2 separate regions of the Homo sapiens genome follow, and region 1 is linked to region 2. Evidence: read pairs that join two places in POLR2A ChIA-PET (ENCODE). Cell type or tissue: PC-9. All regions are shown on one strand. Each heading gives the region's core, and the rest is flanking DNA. Links, peaks and the distances in the headings are about the cores only. Region 1 overlaps SBNO1 (strawberry notch homolog 1). Region 2 overlaps RILPL1 (Rab interacting lysosomal protein like 1).

Region 1 (4,385 bases), core at 123-4,122, 230 kb before region 2:
GGAGACATTTGCCAACGTCTGGAGAGATTTTGGGTTGTTAAAAATGTGGGGATGATGTGTGCTCCTGGCATCTGTGGGTGGAGGCCAGTGATGCTGTTCAACATCCGACAGTGCCCAGGATACCTCCACTGCAAAGAATGACTTGGCTCAAATGTCAACAGGGCCCAGGCCAACCCAAGGTGAAGCAAAAACAAGACTGAGGGAGAGCAAAACCCCAAGGGAAGGAAGGTCAAAGCAGCCTGGAATTCTAACAGAAAAACACAAGGGGGCTGGCGGAGGCACGATCCAAAGTTTGCTTTCATCTTTTACCCTCTAAGACTGGGTCTTACTCTGTCACCCAGATTGGAGTGCAGTGGAGCAATCATGGCTCACTGCAGCCTCCACCTCCCCAGCTCAGGCAATCCTCCTGCCCCTCAGCCTCCCAAGTAGCTGGGACTACAGGCACGTGGCACCATGCCCAGCTAATTTTATTTTTGTAGAAGCAGGGTTTTGCCATGTTGGCCAGGCTGGTCTCAAACTCCTGGCCTCAAGTGATCCACCCGCCTTGGCCTCCCAAAGTGTTGGGATTACAGGCATGAGCCACTACAAGCAGCCATTCTTTTTTTTTTTTTTTTTTTGAGATGGAGTCTGGCTGTCCTCCAGGCTGGAGTGCAGTGGCGCGATCTTGGCTCACTGCAAGCTCTGCCTCCCGGGTTCACGTCATTCTCCTGCCTCAGCCTCCCAAGTAGCTGGGACTACAGGCTTCCACCACCACGCCCAGCTAATTTTTTGTATTTTTAGTAGAGACGGGGTTTCACTGTATTAGACAGGATGGTCTCGATCTCCTGACCTCATGATCTGCCCGCCTCGGCCTCCCAAAGTGCTGGAATTAAATGCCTAAACCACCATGCCCGGCCTTCGGCCATTATTTCTTACTCAAATTAATACTCAGCAGGGTGCTCACACATGTAATCCCAGCACTTTGGGTGGCCAAGGTAGGTGGATCACTTGAGGCCAAGAGTTCGAGATCAGCCTGGCCAACATGGCGAAACCCAACCTCTAATAAAAACACAAAAATTAGCTGGGCATGGTGGCGGGCGCCTGTAATCCCAGATACTTGGGAGGCGGAGGCAGGAGAATCCCTTGAACTCGGGAGACAGGTTGCAGTGAGCCGAGATAACGCCACTGCACTCCAGCCTGGGCGACGGAGTGAGACTCTGTCTCAAAAAAACAAAACAAAACAAAACAAAAAAAAAAACAAAAAACATATAAATACCCAATTTATTTTTTATTTTTTGAGACAGAGTTTTGCTATTGTTGCCCAGGCCGGAGTACAATGGCACGAACTCGGCTCACTGCCACCTCTGCCTCCCAGGTTCAAGTGATTCTCCTGCCTCAGCCTCCGAAGTAGCTAGGATTACAGGTGTCCGCCAGCTCGCCAGCTTTTTGTATTTTTAGTAGAGACGAGGGTTCACCACGATGACCAGGCTGGTCTTGAACTCCTGACCTCAGGTGATCCGCCCGCCTCGACCTCCCAAAGTGCTGGGATTACAGGTGTAAGCCACCGTGCCTGGCCAATGCACAATTTATTAAGGTTATACATTTAAAAACCTGTTTCTTTCAATTTTCAAACTCAAAAATACTGAATCAAATTTTAGTTAAAACACTTCCTTTTGACTTGTTCCTCAATTAATGCTCAATTATCTCATATATTCAGGAGGTTAAATCCCCCCTAAACATTAATGCTATTTACAAATTTGATCGAATACCCTTACGCATTTCAAGCTAAAATTTGAACATCCTTCTCCCAAGTATTTGAAATAATCACAGAGAAACTCCCAGACAAGCCATGCACTAAACGCTGCTCAGATTCCCACTCGCATCCCAGCCCTTTCTCCCTCCCACCGCCTTCCGCAGCAGTCCAAGACAGCAGCCCACTCCGGGCCCACACACTGCACCTGGGCTGGGCACCGCCCCACCCTGGCTGGCTCCCTGACTCAGTGCCTGTGCCATCTGCAAAGGCACGGTGACAGCACTTACATTTTATAAAGACACTATGAAGATGTTCATGAGATCTGCGAAGACAGCGCGCAAAGAAAGCACAACCCGTGACTCGTATTTAATTTATTTAGAATCTTACAAAAACAAAAAACAAAACAAAAACCACCACAACAGAAAAAAAAACTAAATACAGAATTTGTTACGCTTCACGGTTGATCGTTTTTACTTGCAAGAGTAAATAAACCTTGCTAAAATGCAGCCAGTACATTTTTATTGCATGAGACCAAATTTTTCAGTTACATATCAAAAATGATTGGGATAATCAATTCCGGACGCTTGGTACCGTGCTCCCACGAAAGGCTGGATGCAGCAATGCAGTATCATTGGAACAGGGCGCACCCTTCACACACTGATGGACACGCTACAACAGGAGCGATAACAAAAGGGAGATTTAAAAAAGAGAACCAAATGAAAACACACCAAGAGCTGACATCCACCTTTGTTTCAAGTTGTCTTTGGATCCCATCAGATGTTGTCTCCAGATGCACCATGTCAGATTAGTAAAGGAGAACCATCTACACCTACATAGAAAAGTATCCTTTGCTCAGAGGAGGTAGAACCTGGCCAAAGTTTTATTGCAGAGATACAGTGTACCTCTTCCCACCTCTCATGGATGATGGAAGATACAAGTGGTTATTGAAAAATCATATCAGTAGTTTGCAAATTCAGTATAAACCATGAACAGGATATTTTTCTGATAGCGGTGAGACTGCAATGTGCTATGTAGAAAAAAAGCTCTCTCTGCCCCATAAAGTGGGAGTCAGAAAGAGGGCTCAAGCTTCTTTATCCTCTTCAGTGCCATAAATACTGTCACAGCAAAAAGGCCTTCAGTGTCTGCTGGCCAGAAACATCTGCCCAGGCACAAATGGGCCACAAGGGCAGGGTACTGGTTAGGGGCCCGCAGTGGAAAAGCCAGACAGGTTCTCACCAGGGGCCTGCAGAGTGGCCTTCACTCTGGAGGACGCCTGAATTACAAGTATCAAAAAGAACCCGCCTTTTTGGGCTTCTTCTTTTCCTTGCTTAGCCCTGCACTAAGGGGCAGTCTTGCTGGACGGTGCCCTGCCACGTTGCGGCAGCCCAGATGGCCGCACTGCCAACCACAGCACGGCTTCCCCATGGGCGCCAGAGGGAGACTGAGCAAGGAGGGTCTGCGTGGAGGATGCACACTGGAGGCAATCTGTGACAGGCCCCAATTCACGACAAATTTAGTTCCCAAGACTGATCCAAATACAGAATGCTTTTACATTTTTCACCAAGTCTACCAAGTTGAATAGTAATGAATGAAACTTGTACATGAATGAAAAGGCCCCAAAGACGCTCACGGCAATCCTTGAAAGTTATAAAGGAACATTTTCTTACAGGTGCAAAATTGTGAACAAATACCCAATGTCTGCCTCCCGGGTGCTCAACACCATCATTTTGATGAACCATCCGGGTCTTCCCAACTCGAATTATTAAAAACGCCTCGATCCCGCTCTGCTTCTAGGCTTACGGCTGATGTAGACAAGATCCACTCACCGATACAAGGGTGGAGAGCACAGCCGTTCAGGGTACCCCAGGGACCAGTGCTGCAATGGGAATCTGCTTGTCTCACCCTCCAGCAGAGTCAGCCTAGGAGGCTCCAGAGCAGTTGCTTGGCTCTCTTTTGGAGGACAATTGTTCCTTAATGTACATTCTCTCTCTTTTTTTTTTTTCGAGACGGAGTCTCGGTCTGTTGCCCAGGCTGGAGTGCAGTGGCGCGATCTGGGCTCACTGCAAGCTCTGCCTCCCAGGTTCATGCCATTCTCCTGCCTCAGCCTCCTGAGTAGCTGGGACTACAGGCACCCGCCACCACGCCTGGCTAAGTTTTTTTTTTTTTTGTATTTTTAGTAGAGACGGGGTTTCACCGTGTTAGCCAGGAGATGGTCTCAATCTCCTGACCTCATGATCCGCCCGCCTCGGCCTCCCAAAGTGCTGGGATTACAGGCGTGAGCCACCGCACCCGGCCAATGTACATTCTCTAAAGTCACCTGTCAATAACACACTAGGCCTGCCTCCTGCCTGCTATAAATATCCTCAACAGGTTATAAACAGCAGCAGGCTACCTGTGTTCATTGCAAGTAAATTACTCATCATTTGTAGGTTAAAAGCATAGGCCCGACTTCTTAAATAAACATAGGGAATTTGCTGCAGCAGCAGGCCAGAAACCACTGTTTCAAATCTGCAAGATTTTCCTATCAGGTGGGAAGACAGAGATAAGAAATATGGTAAGGCCTGAAAAATTGCAAAAGTAGAAGCAAGTCAGGTTTGCTGATCTAAGAGCTAAGTTTGATCCCAAATGCACTGAAGAAGTTAGAGGAGCTTAA
Region 2 (4,385 bases), core at 318-4,317:
ATTTGCAGATGTAATTAGTTAAGATGAAGTCATGGTGGATGAGGGGGGATGAGGGGTAGGCCCTAAATCCAATACCTGGTGTCCTTATAAGACAAAGGAAGTTGAGCGCTATGCCTCATGCCTGTAATCCCAGCACTTTGGGAGACTGAGGCAGGCAGATCACTTGAGCCCAGGAGCTTGAGACTAGCCTGGGCAACATGGTGAAACCCTATCTCTACAAAAAGTACAAAAATTAGCTGGGCATGGTAGCACATGCCTGTAGTCCCAGCTACTTGGGAGGCTGAGGCAGGAGGATTACCTGAGCAGGAGGTGAGGGAGGAGGAGGTTGCAGTGAGCCAAGATCGCACCACTGCACTCCAGCCTGCGGGGCAAAGTGAGACCCTGTCTCAAAACAAAAAACAAACAAAAAAATCCCATTAAACAACAAAAGATAAAGGAGAGGGAGCTGAGACACACAGACACGGAGGAGAACGTTTGGCTGCAGAGGAAGAGACTGGGATGGTGTAGCCACAGGTGAGGATGCCGACAGCCCCCAGAGGCAAGGAAGGACTCCTGCTGAGAGGCGCTGGAGGGAGCATGGCCTTGCTGATGCCCGACTATGAATCTCTGGCCTGCAGAACTATGAGAGTAAACTGTTTTTGGTCACCCAATTTGTGGTCATTTATTATGACAGCCCCAAGAAGCCAATATGGCAAACATACGGAGAAAGGCCCAGAGAGAGGGCACAGCAATTTTGTTGTTATTGTTTTTTTTTTTTTTTTTTGCGAGTCTCGCTGTGTTGCCCAGGCTGGAGCGCAGCGGTGGCAATCTCGGCTCACTGCTACCTCCGCTTTCCGGGCTCAAGCAATTCTTGTGCCTCAGCCTCCCGAGTAGCTGGGATTACAGGTGCACGCCACCACACCTGGCTACTTATTGTATTTTTTGTAGAGATGGGGCTTTGCCATGTTGCCCAGGCTGGTCTCAAACTCCTGGCCCCAAGTGATCCACCCGCCTCAGCCTCCCAAAGTGCTGGGATGACAGGCATGAGCCACCGCGCTTCTGAGAGCACCGTTGAGCTCAACGTATCCAATTCGGTAGCCACCAGCAGCCACTGAGCACTTGAAATGGGGCCTCTCCAAATGGACATATGCTGCAAACATAAAACACACATTGCCATTGTCAGCTGGTGGATAAACAAATGTAGGGCCTGCACACAATGGAATGTACTCAGCCTTAGAATGGAAGGAGATTCTGACATGGGCTACAAAATGGATAAACCTCGAAAACATGTTAGGTGAAATAAGCCAGACAAAAAAGGAAAAATACGATATGACTCCACTTATATAGGAGACGCCTCAAGTAGTTAAATCCATAGAGACAGTAAGTAGAATGGTGGGTGCCAGGGGCCAATGGCGTGGTGGGTGGGAAATTAGTGTTTAATGGGGACAGTGTTTCAGTTTTGTGAGAGAAAAGAGTTCTGGAGATGGATGGTGGTGGCGGCTGCACAAGACTGTGAATGTACTTAATGCCTCTGAACTGTACACTTAAAAATGATTAAGACAGGGCCGGGTGCGGTTGCTCACACCTGTAATCCCAGCACTTTGGGACTCCAAGGCAGGAGGATTGCTTGAGGCCGGGAGTTTCAGACCAGCCTGGGCAACATAGTGAGACCCCCGTCTCTACCAAAAAAATTTAAAACTTAGCCAGGCGTGGTGGTGCACACCTGTCATCCCAGCTACTTAGAAGACTGAGGTGGGAGAATCTTTTGAGCCTGGGAGGTTGAGGCTATGGTGAACTATAATTGCGCCACTGCACTCCAGCGTTGAAGACAGAGACCTGTCCAAAAAAAAAAAAAAAGGGAGAATGGCGGTTAAGATGGTAAATTTTATGTAAAATGTACGTTAGATTTTTTCACAATAGAATATGAATATATACACATATACACACATACATACATATGTATTCTACCACATTTCAAAGACTTAATATGAAAAAAATGCAAAATATCTCATTGATAGTCTCATTGATAATTTTTATATTGATTACATGTTACAAGGATACTTACTGTTTTGGATCTACTGGGTTCAGTAAAATATATTATAGAAAATACTTTCATCTGGCCGGGCGCGGTGGCTCATGCCTGTAATCCCAGCACTTTGGGAGGCCGAGGCAGGCGGATCATGAGGTCAGGAGATCGAGACCATACTGGCTAACACGGTGAAATCCCGTCTCCGCTAAAAATACATAAATTAGCTGAGCGTGGTGGCACGTGCCTGTGGTCCAGGCTACTCGGGAGGCTGAGGCAGGAGAATCACTTGAACCTGGGAGGTGGAGGTTGCAGTGAGCCGAGATTGCCCCACTGCACTCCAGCCTAGGCGACAGAGTGAGACTCCATCTCAAAAAAAAAAAAAAAAAAGAAAAGAAAAAAGAAATTACTTCATCTGTTTTACTTTTTTGAATGTGCCAAGTAGAAGAATGACAATGACTTCTCTTTTGTTGCAGTGTTGTTCTGTAATGCCCTTCAGAAAATGACAACGTGGTCAGTTTTCCTCTTCCCCTGGTGACTAAGCTGTTCCTTTAGAGCCCAAAGATTTTTTTCCAGACCCATGAGCAAATCTTCACACCCCATCCCCCGGCGCGATGGCTTGCATACCTGTCATTCATTTCTGCCTGTGCTAACAAGTTTCTGCGCGCTGCCCTCCAGCTGACAAACTGGATTGCCACAAACAGCCGGGAGCAAAGTGCTTTTTAATCTGGAGACTTCCGGGGGTACAGGAGCCTGCCAGGTGCCTCTGAGCACAGTGTCCAAGTTGAACTGCTGGGAAGGCCACACTGTTCCATGCGGGGCTGGCTCCTCTCAGCACCCCCTCACCCCCCACATAGGAATCGGACGACTGCACACCCCCAAGTCCTCGGTCTACCCCTGGCCTCTGCCCAGCACATTCTTAGCCGTCACTTCCCGGGCTCCACCTTCTCCCAAGGACCCTGTCTGTCCCAGGTCTGTTCCCCTAGCAGGTGGAAGACATGCCTTCTCCTTGTTGTGTTCCCATGGTTTCCCATGCAAAATAAAAATAACCACGAAAGGCATGCCTGGCATCTGCCCCGTCTCTCCACTCAGGCAGGAGGGCTGCTGCCGTGCTCCTCCTGAGCTAACCCTTTGGGAGCCGGACCCACGCTAGATGCCATTTAAGTGTGTCTCAGATTGCTCACGTGTGGGCTGATTCATGACAAGCCCAGCAGGGATCTGGAAGGCTGTGGAAGCAAAGTTCCCTGGGTGGAGGGCGCTGCGAGCATGCGTGCACTGATGCACAGGGAAGCGGCTCAGAGCCCTCAGGTCCAGGCCCTGTGGGTCCAAGGCCTCCAGGCGCCCTGCAGAAGTGTCAGAAGTTTAACATAGTTTCCCTATGGCCCAGCAATTCCACTCCTAGGTACACACCTCAAAGAACTGAAAACATAGGTCCACACAAAAGCTTGAGCACGATGTTCACAGCAGCACGATTCACAACAGCCAAAAGGTGGTGACGTCTCACAGGTCCATCCATAGATGAGTGGGCAAACGACATGCAGTATGGCCATAGAACGGAATATGATTCAGACAATTCGGACATGAAAAGGCAAGGCTGGGAGTGGTGGCTCACGCCTGTAATCCCAACACTTTGGGAGGCCAAGGTGGGCAGATCACCTTAGGTCAGAACTTCAAGGCCAGCCTGGCCAACATGGTGAAATCCCGTCTCTATTAAAAATACAAATATTAGATGGACGTGGTGGCACACACCTGTAGTCGTAGCTACTTGGGAGGCTGAGGCAGGAGGATCACTTGAACCTGGGAGGTGGAGGTTGCAGTGAGCCAAGATTGCGCCACTGCATTACAGCCTGGTCGACGGAGTGAGACTCCGTCTCAAAACAAACAAACAAACAAACAAACAAACAAAAAAGTCCTCCTTCTTGGGCTGAAGGAAATTGGGATAGGGTTCCGGGGTCCTCCAGGCCCAGGCTTACTTTGCTGCTAGAAAACTTTCTAATGTCCAAGTCACCGCGGCAGGGAGACGCAAGCCCCAGAATGTGCCTCCCTGCCCTGCCTCCAACCTGGCAAAGCCCAGAACAGGGACAGAGTGGGCACTCCATCAGAGATAAGGGAGACAAAGGGTGAGCAAAGGAATGCATGGCAGGCCTCTGTCTGGAATCGTAAGCTCTTGGGCAGTGGAACACCACGGCGGATCAATCCATGGTGCGCGTGATTTCAGTCTCCCCACCAGCCTTAACCACAGGGTCTCCAGCAGCCCTGGGTCAAAGGGTCCCAGAGAGACAGAAGCCTTCCTTCAGGGAGCTGATTTCAGCTGATCTGGGTTCACTTCTGACTCTGCCACTAACTTGCTGTGTGACCTTGAACAAATCACTCTCCCTCT

Evidence for each region. Peaks named below come from ENCODE experiments on the same cell type or tissue, not always from the same donor. Only the 100,000 strongest peaks of a DNase experiment are listed, where the experiment ranks them.
Region 1: POLR2A ChIA-PET joins it to region 2 with 6 read pairs; 5 of 35 experiments call an interaction of 5 or more read pairs at or near these places.

The regions. Positions count from the first base shown.
Region 1 is chr12:123,287,021-123,291,405 of GRCh38, forward strand. It overlaps SBNO1 (strawberry notch homolog 1), which reads right to left. Exons shown (of 32, transcript NM_001167856.3): 32 at 2,089-4,385. Among named protein-coding and RNA genes, the nearest start is that of CDK2AP1, 17 kb to the left of the region's middle. In PC-9, for the core only: no CTCF peak of the experiment used is centred there; no DNase peak of the experiment used is centred there.
Region 2 is chr12:123,516,680-123,521,064 of GRCh38, forward strand. The region is part of intron 2 of RILPL1 (Rab interacting lysosomal protein like 1); the gene reads right to left. Among named protein-coding and RNA genes, the nearest start is that of RILPL1, 15 kb to the right of the region's middle. In PC-9, for the core only: no CTCF peak of the experiment used is centred there; DNase peaks (open chromatin) are centred at 2,632 and 3,082; H3K27ac peaks cover 1,817 bases.